Regions from separate parts of the Homo sapiens genome. Here region 2 is linked to region 1. A link is a loop called in an ENCODE intact Hi-C map of the cell type or tissue named here. Cell type or tissue: Panc1. All regions are shown on one strand. Each heading gives the region's core, and the rest is flanking DNA. Links, peaks and the distances in the headings are about the cores only.

Region 1 (5,381 bases), core at 283-5,282:
ATTTTGGTGTCCATGTGTTCATTGCTAGTATGGAAAAATACAATTAACCTTTTTATATTTATCTTGTATTCTGCATTGTTGAACTCACTTATTAGTTCTAAGAGATTTCCTACAGATTCCTTCAGATTTTTTATATAGACAAACATGTCATCCACAAATAAACGCAGTTTTCTTTCTCTCTTTCTCATATGTATGTCTTTTATTTACTTTTCTTGGCTTGTTGCATTGGCTAGAAGCTCTGGCAGAATGTTGAATAAGAGTGGTGAAAGTGGACATTCTTTCCTTGTTCCCAATCTTAGGAAAAGTGTTCAGTATTTCTCAATTAAGTAATCCTAGGTGTAGGTTTCTGTAAGTGGTCTTTGTCAAGTTAAGGATGTCATCTTTTCCTATTTTTCTGAGAGCTTTTATCATTAATGGGCACTGAATTCTGTCAAGTAGCTTTTCTCTGTAGATTGATATAATCACGTGATTTTTCTTCTTCAATCTATTAGTATGGTGAACTGCATTGATTAACATTCAATATTAAACCTGCCTTCTATCCTGGGAATAAAACCCATTTGGTAGTGGTGTATAATTCTTTCTATCTATCACTGCATTTTATTTGCTAATATATTGTTAAGGATTTTTTGTTTACATTCATGAAGGTCTATAATTTTATTTTTGAACTGCCCTTGTCTGGTTTTGGTATCAAGGTAATACTAGTTTCATAAAATAAATTGGAAAGTGTTTTCTCTCTTCTCTATTCTGGAAGACATTGTATAGAATTGGTGTTAATTCTGCTGTACCCATATGGTAGTATTCTCCATTGAAACCATCTGGGATTGGAGACTTCTCTTTTGGGGAGTTATTAAATTAAAATTTCAATTTCCTTCATTGTTATAAAAGTATTCAAATTTTCTGTTTCATATTGGGTAAATTACGTTTTTTTTTTTTCAAGAAATTTGCCCATTTCATTTAAGTTGTCAAACTTATGTGTGTAGAGTTGTTTATAGTATTTCCTTTCTATCCTTTGCTGTCTGGAAGGTCTGTAGTGATTTCTCCTGCTTCACTCCTGAGATGGTATTTTGTGTCTTCTCTCCTTTTCTTTGTCAGTCTTGCTAGTGGTGTGTCAGTTTTATTAATCTTTTTAAAGAATCAACTCTTTTTTTCATTGATTTTCTTTATTGCTTTCTGCTTTCACTTTCATTCAGTACTGACTGTATTTTTATTAATTTATCCCTTCTTCTTGCCTTGGACTTATTTGCTCTTCTTTTTCTAGGTTCTTGAGGTAGGAGCTTATATTATTGAGCTGAGAATTGTTTTTCTAATGTGTGCACTTAGTACTATGAATGATAAATGTCTGTCTCTCTTAGCACCACGTTAGCTGTGTACCACAAACATTGATGTATATTTTCATTTTTATTCAGTTCAATTTTTTTTTAACTTGGAGCTTCCTCTTTGACCTATGTGTTATTTAGAAGTGTATTGTCTAGTTTTCAAGTATTTGAAGATTTTCCTCTTATCTTTCTGTTATTAATTTCTATTTTTATTACATTGCAGTCAGAGAACACACTCTCTATGATTTCAATTCTTATAATTTTTTGAGATTTGTTTTATTGCCCGGGATATGGCCAAAATTGGTATTGATTGATGGTGTTCACCTTTTCTCTTTTTCTTGGTCAATCTAGTTAAAGGTTTGTCAGTATGTTGATTTTCACAGAACTAACTTATGGTTTTGATAAACAACATAAAGATGTTGGAGAGCAAGGAGGCATTGGAAATAAACCAAAAGCTGAGTTTTCATTTTGGCCACATGCTCTTCATAATTGTTTATTTTTGGTTTGAAATAAATAAATAAACAAATAAATAAAGGGTTTTTATGTATGATGCTTGTGCTCTAAGTAATTCGGGCAAGAGTGACACCACTGCCTGCCTATCAGCACTTGCAAAGAAAAACCAATTACTGTCAGCCCCCTTCAAAAAAATGTATCTGCTAAAATTGCTTGATGACATGGAAATCCACACTGAGGTGCTTATACCCAGGGGCAACCAAGTCTCCCCTGCAGCTGGGGCCTATAACCATATTTCCTTCATTTCACAAAAATCAAAAGTTTAGGAACCACGAGGAAGGAGCAAGAATAAACACCACTACAAACCTCAAACCAACAGCGCTGAGAGATTACAGCAGCCTCACCCTGCCATTTGGGGCTAGAGACTGCTCACATTTATTCTGTGGTCAGCGTCCATTGGAAAGCAACGCAGCACACACCACGGCTGTGTTTGAGCTGATATTCACTAACACTGAACTAACTGCATTCCAATCCAAAGACTTCGCAAGTGCCCTCTTTCTTAACTGGGAATCTGGCAGAATGTTATATTTAAATATCAAACGTTGTTAATCATGTCAGCGGTACTTTAGTTTGGATAAAATGTCTTTCCTATTGTAGCTAATTGCTTGAATATCTGCAGACTGATATACTCTTTGTAGACATTTATGCTGTCCTCTTTTTATAACTTTATTTCATTTTCTCTTCATTTCTGGTGTTGACTCAAAGGGCCTTTATCACCTCATGCTGATAATCTGTGCTTTATGGCCGCTGGTGTGATTGGGAGCAGTTGAAGCCGCGTGCAATAATACACACATATAAATATTTGAACAGGAAAAAGAAGGTCTGTCTGATGTAGACCAAGGAAGAAATGCATTTAAACAAATAATGCCACTAGAGGGACCTTGACTCTGAACCACGAATAGGCAGGGTCAGACTTGGAAGGGCACCCTCTCATTGCCCGGCTTGTACGGGTGGGCGCTAGTGCCACGGCCCATTTTAAAAAGCAGGTTCTTCCAGGCCCCATGGCACAGGGAGCCGAGCTGGGTCCATGCCAGCAGGCTTATGACGTCATTGTTGTAGCTTGCTTATTTGGTCAGGATCACTAAAATAATTCCCTTTGAGAAGAATAAATTTGCTCTTGCAGAAAGTTAAAGACCTGAGAGGTTTTAATTAGTTTACCCTGCCCTCGCCTTTGGTCGCCAAACGTTATTGCAGAGTTCAAAGAACATGATGTTGTGTGTCTCCCTTTCCCATTTTTGCGTGGGGGCCTTTTCCCCCTTTTTAGCACCTCCTGTGAATAGTTGAAAATGAGTGGCAAAATGACATTCGACTTAGAAAGTAAGAGCACCAGGAAGCAAAACTGGAGGCAAACACAGCAGCTAATTTCACCAGGCATAGCTGGTGCTGTCCGCGGTTGTCCCTGACAGCGCGGCCGACACAGAACCACCTGTGTTTGCTCACTAGCTTTCCCCAATCTGCGAGAAAATGGCCCGGGCCGGTCACATGGCAGCCAGATAGGCCAGGCACCATGGGAATACAAAAGCCGGAGCTTTTAGCAGAGTTAATCATTAATGCGCCTTTTCTTTGTCCCATTCAGGAGTGCTGACAGGGCTTTGATAGCCTGTATTTGCCATCAGCCGGCTGCAGTCCTAGCCAGGTACTAATGAGACCCCTGGCTCCAGGCTCCCTGGCAGAGCCCAGAGCCCAGCCTGGACCCAGGTGCTGCCATCAACCTGAAGCCTGCCTGCCCCCTGAGCTCCCTCCTGCTGCCCGCTGTGCCCCCACTCCTTAGGCCTTGTTCTGGTTGATCACCCACCTGCCTGGAATCCTGCACGTTTCTGCAAAGCATCTGCCTGAGTTCAGCGAAGCAAGGCTAGGAAATGTGTGATTATAAAGCCCATAATCCTCTCTTCCCCTGTGTCATCCTTCCCCCAGCTAGGAAAAAAAAAAAAAAAATTAGAAAGCTAAGCTGAATTTTTTTTTTGTTTGTTTGGATGTGTACCAAGGATGGATTGTTTTGCCCTAACATCAGTGGGGTGTTTTCTTTCCAAAACTTAGCTTAGAGAGTCACCCACGGGTATATTCTAATATTTCCACTCAGCAAGTAAAATGCAGGTGTCCCTGACAGCAATTTTTTTAAATAGAAAACCTCACCTTAACATCCTTAATGGTAAGTAGCTTGTGTGTCAACATGACTGGAGCTAGGGTGAATGAGAACCACATTAAAACCTTCCAGCTACCAGTTCTTTTTTTTTTTTCTTTTTTCTTTTGTGATGGAGTCTTGCTCTGTCGCCCAGGCTGGAGTGCAGTGGTGCGATCTCGGCTCACTGCAACCTCCGCCTCCTGGGTTCAAGCAATTCTCCTGCCTCAGCCTCCTGAGTAGCTGGGACTGCAGGCGCATGCCACCACTCCTGGCTAATTTTTGTATTATTAGTAGAGATGGGGTTTCACCACATTGGCCAGGCTGGTCTTGAACTCCTGACCTTGTGATCTGCCCACATTGGTCTCCCAAATTCGGTTCTTTTATTTGAAATCACCACCCTCCCAAGAACGAGATATCCCAACCTTCTGATTTTATGCTTGGCCTCCAGCGTGCTCAAAATGTTCTTCAGATTTGTGCTACCATCTTACCACTAGCCTTCTCAAAAACATAAACCACAAATGCACCATTGTCCTTTAAGAGTAGTTGAAAACAAGCAAATCAGCATCTTTGAAACCTGGCTTAATAAAGAATAGAGATTTTAAAGTTTGAGGGAATTAAAGAGCAGAGATTTTTTTCTAGGAACTGTACACATGAAAATTTTGCTGATGGCTGCTGATGATATATAAAGGCATTGCCAGTAAACGTATTACACTAAATGCATGGTACTGCCAATGGTTCTCATATCTCCCTTTCTCCAGCGTCAAAATACCTTTAAAGATCATATCCAATTGATCTTTACAACATCTAGGGCATATTGGATGATGTCAAATTGTATTGCTATCTTTTTTTTTTTTTTTAGCAAATGAGGAAGCAAAAGTTGACTTGGAAGTGAAACAACAGACGGATCAATAGATCCCAGAAGGATGTGATTGTGTGGCCACTATTTCGGGATGGAGTGACAGCTTGCCATTGCATGCTACTTCATGCACCTTGTGGCCTGGTTTCATTCTTAAGGAAATTGTCCATCCTCCCTCAATTTTACTGGGCACCTTCTATGTACTGCAGAGCACTTGGCTCTAGAGGGAGCAAAGACAGATGTAATATGGTTCCTGCCACTGAGAAGCAGTTCAGAAGGCACAACATGTACTACAAAAAAACACAGCTCAGGGAGAGAAAGTGTATGGCATTTCACTGCTGTATGAAGAAATGCCTAAGTACTTTCATCCTGGCAGAGGTTAGCCCCAGATCTGAAAACTCTCCAGAGGAAGGAAAAGCTGATGATTTCAGAGGTCCTGGATGTTAGAATGTGGAAGGCACCCAATTCAAATAATGTTATCAGTTTTAACATAATGAGCAGCTCCATAGTGTCATCGGCTTTTATTTTTTTAAATGCTCTTCATACAGGTAGCATGAACACAGTTTATAACCTC
Region 2 (5,381 bases), core at 223-5,222, 160 kb before region 1:
TTTTCTTGAGCCTCCTCCTTTTGGTCCTTCCTTGGTGGTAAACCAGGCTCCTAAACTCACGTAAGAGGAGAAGTGAGACACAGAGAACCAGCAAAGCACAGGCAGTCAGGAATGAGAGCAAGGCACGGAGGGAAGTGACGGCATTGCTGGAGCAGGAAGAAACTGTTCCCACTTGCCCCTCAAAATGCCCGAATCTCCCACCTTCCGTGAACTCTGGAGAACCTTCCCACTGTGACCTTCCTCCTTGAGCAGATTTGCAGATTTGCAGAATTTTCTAAGACCGTAACTACAACCCTATAAAGGGTTTTTCTCAGATGCAGAGACAACACATTAAAGTTAACCTTTATCCCAGTTAGACCTGACCCTCTGGGCACCAGATGAGCCCCTGATGCCAGGTCTGAGGACCTATCCTCCGTGCAGAGCCAGGTGTGGCTGGACAGTCTCACCCGCTCCCCTTTCTAAGACTCCAGGGCATGAGCTGCAGGAAACAGTGGGGTTAGGCAAAGAAATGATACACTTTAGAGCCTTCAGGCTCTCTGTTTAATATCATATAATGTACAAATAAATAAACCCATTTACATTTTAATGACAAAAATCATAATGAAATGAATTTACAGCACTACCAGTCCCACCTCACGAGGTCTCCTTTGCAGCCATCAGAGGGAGCGGAGATGAGCGCTGTGTATTCTCCAACTTGGTCTAGACATTGATGCTCCCTTGGGAACACAGAATGCTGGTTACCCCCTGGCACCTTTGCCTCATGGCCCTCAACCCTGCCTGTGAATTAGCATCATCAGCTTTACAGTGGAAAATGGAGGGCCCCTCCCCCAGAGGCTTTGGTTCAGCTCTTCTAGGGTGAGGCCAGGAACTGGTATTTTTTTAAAGCTCCCAAGTAATTTCAGTGGATACACATCAACACCAATCCTTGCTCTATATTCTAGGAATCAGGGTTGGAAGAGCCTAGGCAGAGAGGGAACCAAGGCCCAGAGGGGTTAAGTCACTTACTCAGAGGTTCCACAGCATAGCAAGTCCTAAAGCCAAGGCTGGAGCCTAAGATGTTGGGTCCTGACCCAGTGGCCCCACGTGGGCAGCTCCCTCAGTCCTTCTTTTTTTTCTCTTTTCCTTCTACCAGATCTGGAAATACCTATGGATATAATGTGGACCCTTTGTCCTTGGAGCTTTCTGAGCCACATGTTGGAGTTTCATCTCCAGAGAATCAAAACCAAGCTTCTGGGCCCAGGGTGGCAGAGTCAGTCACAGGAGTCGTCTTCCCCAGTGCAGAGCAGTTGGGGGTCCATCCATGCCAAGGCGCCCAAAATGCCTCAGGGAATTGTTGGTGCTTTGCCTTCCCAGACCCAGAGCTTTGATTAAATTTAGAGATCACAAAATCGTTTAAAAAAAAAACTTCCATTTTCCTTCCATTTCAACCCATCCTGAACAGTGAATCTGCCAGAACTCACTGCTGGACAGCCTCCTGGCTGGTTTTCTATCACCTCCAGGACAGGGTCTGAGCTCTCGGCTGTGGCCCACCGCTTTCCTCTGTGCCAGCCCTCCATTTTTGCTTGTTACCATACACTCCTACATTTCCAAACACTGGTGCCCGCCAGCCTGATCTATTGATTGTTTCCCACATTACTATTGCTCCAGAATCCAGTGCCTTTGCTCACACCACTTCCCGGGATTTAGAAGACTTCACTCTCCAGGCAGCATTTCTCAGTCCCTTCTCATCCCATGCCTCCAGCTCCACCACACATCCTGCTCTGGAGAAGGCTTCCTGATGCAAATCCCCCTAACTCACCTCAGGGCCTTTGCAGTAGCTCTGCTGTTCAGTATTCCTGCTCTTTCTCATAACCTGCTTCTTTTAAAGTTCCAGCCTCAACCCCCCGTTCCAGTGACACTGTCACATCACCCCATTTTACTTTCTTCCAGTGCACATCACGATTTGAAATCATCTTGAAGTTGTGTCCACTTGTGTGTTGTTGGTTTTGCCCTACATAAATGTAGACTATGTGGTATCCAGTGCTTTCTCTGCCTTGCTCACCTCTCTATCCCGGCACCTGGCACAGTGCGAGCACAAAGTAGATTCTCCGTTAGTATTAACGCATGAATACATGAGTGCAAGTATTTGTGGCCAAAGTCAGCCAAATATAATTCCTGTCCTCCGTGTCGTGGCATCCTGGGTGGATAGACCAGCCCACTACAAGCCTCTGCTCAGTCTGGACTAACATCTGCTTGTTCATCATCTCCTCAGGTGAGTCCTCTCGCTTTACCAATTGGAGGGTCGTATCTTTCAGAGATAGGACGTAGACATCTGGCTTCACTAGGGCATAGCAGGTGCTCAGGAAATAGGCAAGGCTAATACAAGAACCCTTCCCGTGGCCCAAGAGGCCAAACTCTGGTTTGTGAGGTAAAGGACAACCACTGTCTTTGCCCACTGTGAGGATGGACTGTTTTGAAAACAAAAGAGCTGCCATATTTGCAAAAACATTTAGTTACAACACTTTTACACTAACCTGCATAAGAAATCATATTCTAGGTCACAAATCAGAAAACTAGGACACACAGGCCAGATCAAGCCAGCCACCTCTTTCCTGATGGCCTGGAAACTCAAATGGTGCTTTTGAATGGTTACATTTGAAATGGTTATATAAGTACCTAGATAATATTCTGGAATTTTCCCTCTTGACCTACCAGCCGAAAATATTTACTCTCTGTATTTTGCCAACACCTGATTGATTTAGAGTATTGAATTATCTTCCAAAAATCTTACAAAACAGCAAAAGCTGTTTAATGCTGTTGTTCAGAAGATCAAATGTGCACTGGATGAAGTGAGCATGTGCAGAACTTATTTTCAACTCTAGAGAGATTGCTACGTTCTAGGAAAAGGTCTGCTCAAGGAACAGATCATCTACTCCACGATGCAAACAGGTTGGTCACGGTGAGAACGCAGGTGCGCCAGTCAGAACGCGGCCAGTGGGGAATGTCGGACTGTGCGAGGAATCGGCTGCAGAAGAGCATATTCAATCCTACACGAATGTGTGGCTGAAAATGCCAATTTCACCTAGGTTCAGCCCATTTTTTTTCACCCGTCAGTGTTAACTCTGATTCCGTGAGGTCTGGCTTTTAAGAATGGCAATCCTTTCCATCACAGCACAGTGCATGTTTCTCCTGATGGCTCAGGAGACACCCTCAGACACAGACGGGACCTTTTTCCTTAAGATGAGGGTGCGCTGCAGAGCGGTTATACCTATGCGTGTCCACGTGGGGGCTCCATAGAACAACATCTGTGTTAGAGCCCACTTCAAAACCAACCCACAGCCTCTCAATTGCCAGCTTACACCAAATATAATAAATGTCTGCCCAAATCTGTAATTTCTGTAAATACAATAATAAACGTGATCTGATATTTTGTTATTGAGATAAAAGAGATTTTCAGGTGAGATTCTTCTAGCCAGAAAAGCCAGTCTAGGAGTTAGATTTAAATGTTATTTCCATTCAGGTTGGGGAATTCAGAGGACCGGCTTGAAGTCAGTCCCCTGCCTGCCCTGGAGAATCAGCTGGGGGCCAGGGGACCACCACCTTGCTTCCTCTGGAAGAAGCACACTGTTAGAGTGCATCGGTCACCAGGCATTTCATGCCACACTAGGGCTGTCAGGAGTCCAATATCTAAACCAAGTGATGCCTGATCTGAAATAAGAGAACACTCTGAGTGGTCCTAATTTCACCAGAAGTACCATGTCAATGGTTATAAGTAAACTATTCATGTCGTCGGTGGCCTGGAAAACATTTAGAAACCTTCATGACCTTAATTCTTCTTAGCTCTTTACCATTTTTATAGACTTTCACTTGCAAATCTCATCTTATCTCATAAAATATACATGCGATGATATTTAAATTAAAGGAATTTATCACAATTAAATGACTAATTTCATATCTGGCCCAATACTTACTGTTCCTTTGCTATCTTTCAGAGGCTTGAGTTAGTTTACTTTAAAAGACTGTGTGGGGCCAGGCGCAGTGGCTCACACATGTAATCCCAGTACTTTGGGAGGCCAAGGCAGGCGAATTACTTGAGGTTGGGAGTTCGAGACCAGCCTGGCCAACATAGTGAAACCCTGTCTCTACTAAAAATACAAAAATTAGCTGGGCGTGGTGGTGGGCACCTGTAATCCCAGGTACTCTGGAGGCTGAGGCAGGAGAATCCCTTGAACCCGGGAGATGGAGGTTGCAGTGAGCCCAACCTGGGCAATACAGCGAGACTCAGTCTCAAAAAAAAAAAAAAAAAAAAAAAGACCACGTGCTCTCCTTCCAACAGCACAGTCTTTTTGAAATATCTGAAGCATGACCATGTGATGTAAGCAGACATCACTGAGCTGTTTCCAGACATCAATTTTTTGGTATTGAGCCTCAACAAACCTTTCTCTCATCCACCTGGTGCTGAGAAGTTATCCAAGAGCTAAGACAGAGCTCTCATTGGGGTCCTTGTGCACTTTTCAGAAATGAAAACAGATCTCAGAAAAGTCCATTCCAACCATATTCTGCTATCAATGGTATGTCTGTCCTGTCATGGTCTTATATTTCTCCCTCCAGTCTGAACAAATGTTACCAGTTTCAGAGTTTTTAGAATTCTTACCAGATAATAATTTCTCCAGCCCTCTGGGTTTAGAAAACAATACTTGAGGTAAGCTGTTTCTGATCTCCTGCTAATCTCAGATAATTGCTTTTGGGTTTCATGGGGAATCTGAAATTCTCTATGCCAGATTCACTGAATGGGTCTATGGGAAAGGGGCTTTTGGGAGACTTTTCACCTCTACTAACAAATCTGTCTTTAGCAGAGGTTCTATTGCAAAAGTGTCCTTTCTACCAACTGCCAGCTTGTTGTAAGAATCAAATACTACTAATAGGAACTCTAGATATTCTTAATCAAGTCCCCAGCTTCCTCCCTCCCTCCCTGCCTCTCTCTGTCCCTCCCTTCCTCCCTCCTTTCATTTTTTCTTTCCTTCCTTCTTTTTTTCTGTTTCCCTGACTTTGCTTCCTCTTTCTCTCTCTTTCTCCTTTGTCCTTCCTCCCTGTATTTTTTTCTTCCTTTATTTATTTATTTCTTAATTTTTACTTCTTAAATTGTTTAATAACCTTCTGGGAAACCCCCAGAACCTGGCTGTCAAGTACAGCTCTCTTGTTGGGTGGGTTTGAGTGGGAAAAGATATTTCTGAGCTTGACCTTGCAGTTCCTAGGAGAGAATATCAGGATTATGTTGGTCCCGCTGAGACTGCGGAACCTCAGGTAAAGTCTCCAGATGCTCTGCCAGTTTCCATTGAATTCTCTGACTTTCAACTTGGTAGTTAGTTCTTAGAGCTTACATTAAACTTAGACGTCACAAC

Evidence for each region. Hi-C counts contacts between places; a loop is a spot of excess contacts. Peaks named below come from ENCODE experiments on the same cell type or tissue, not always from the same donor. Only the 100,000 strongest peaks of a DNase experiment are listed, where the experiment ranks them.
Region 2: a loop joins it to region 1, with 5 times the contacts of the local background. A loop is called at or near these places in 3 of 110 quality-filtered maps.

What each region holds. Positions count from the first base shown.
Region 1 is chr20:22,487,675-22,493,055 of GRCh38, forward strand. No RefSeq gene overlaps it. Among named protein-coding and RNA genes, the nearest start is that of LINC00261, 88 kb to the right of the region's middle. In Panc1, for the core only: CTCF peaks have their summits at 2,713 (motif pointing right), 5,028 (motif pointing right) and 5,229; no DNase peak of the experiment used is centred there; H3K27ac peaks cover 2,016 bases.
Region 2 is chr20:22,331,087-22,336,467 of GRCh38, forward strand. No RefSeq gene overlaps it. Among named protein-coding and RNA genes, the nearest start is that of LINC01427, 51 kb to the left of the region's middle. RefSeq lists an enhancer at 3,085-3,379. In Panc1, for the core only: a CTCF peak has its summit at 3,254 (motif pointing right); a DNase peak (open chromatin) is centred at 3,242; H3K27me3 peaks cover 608 bases.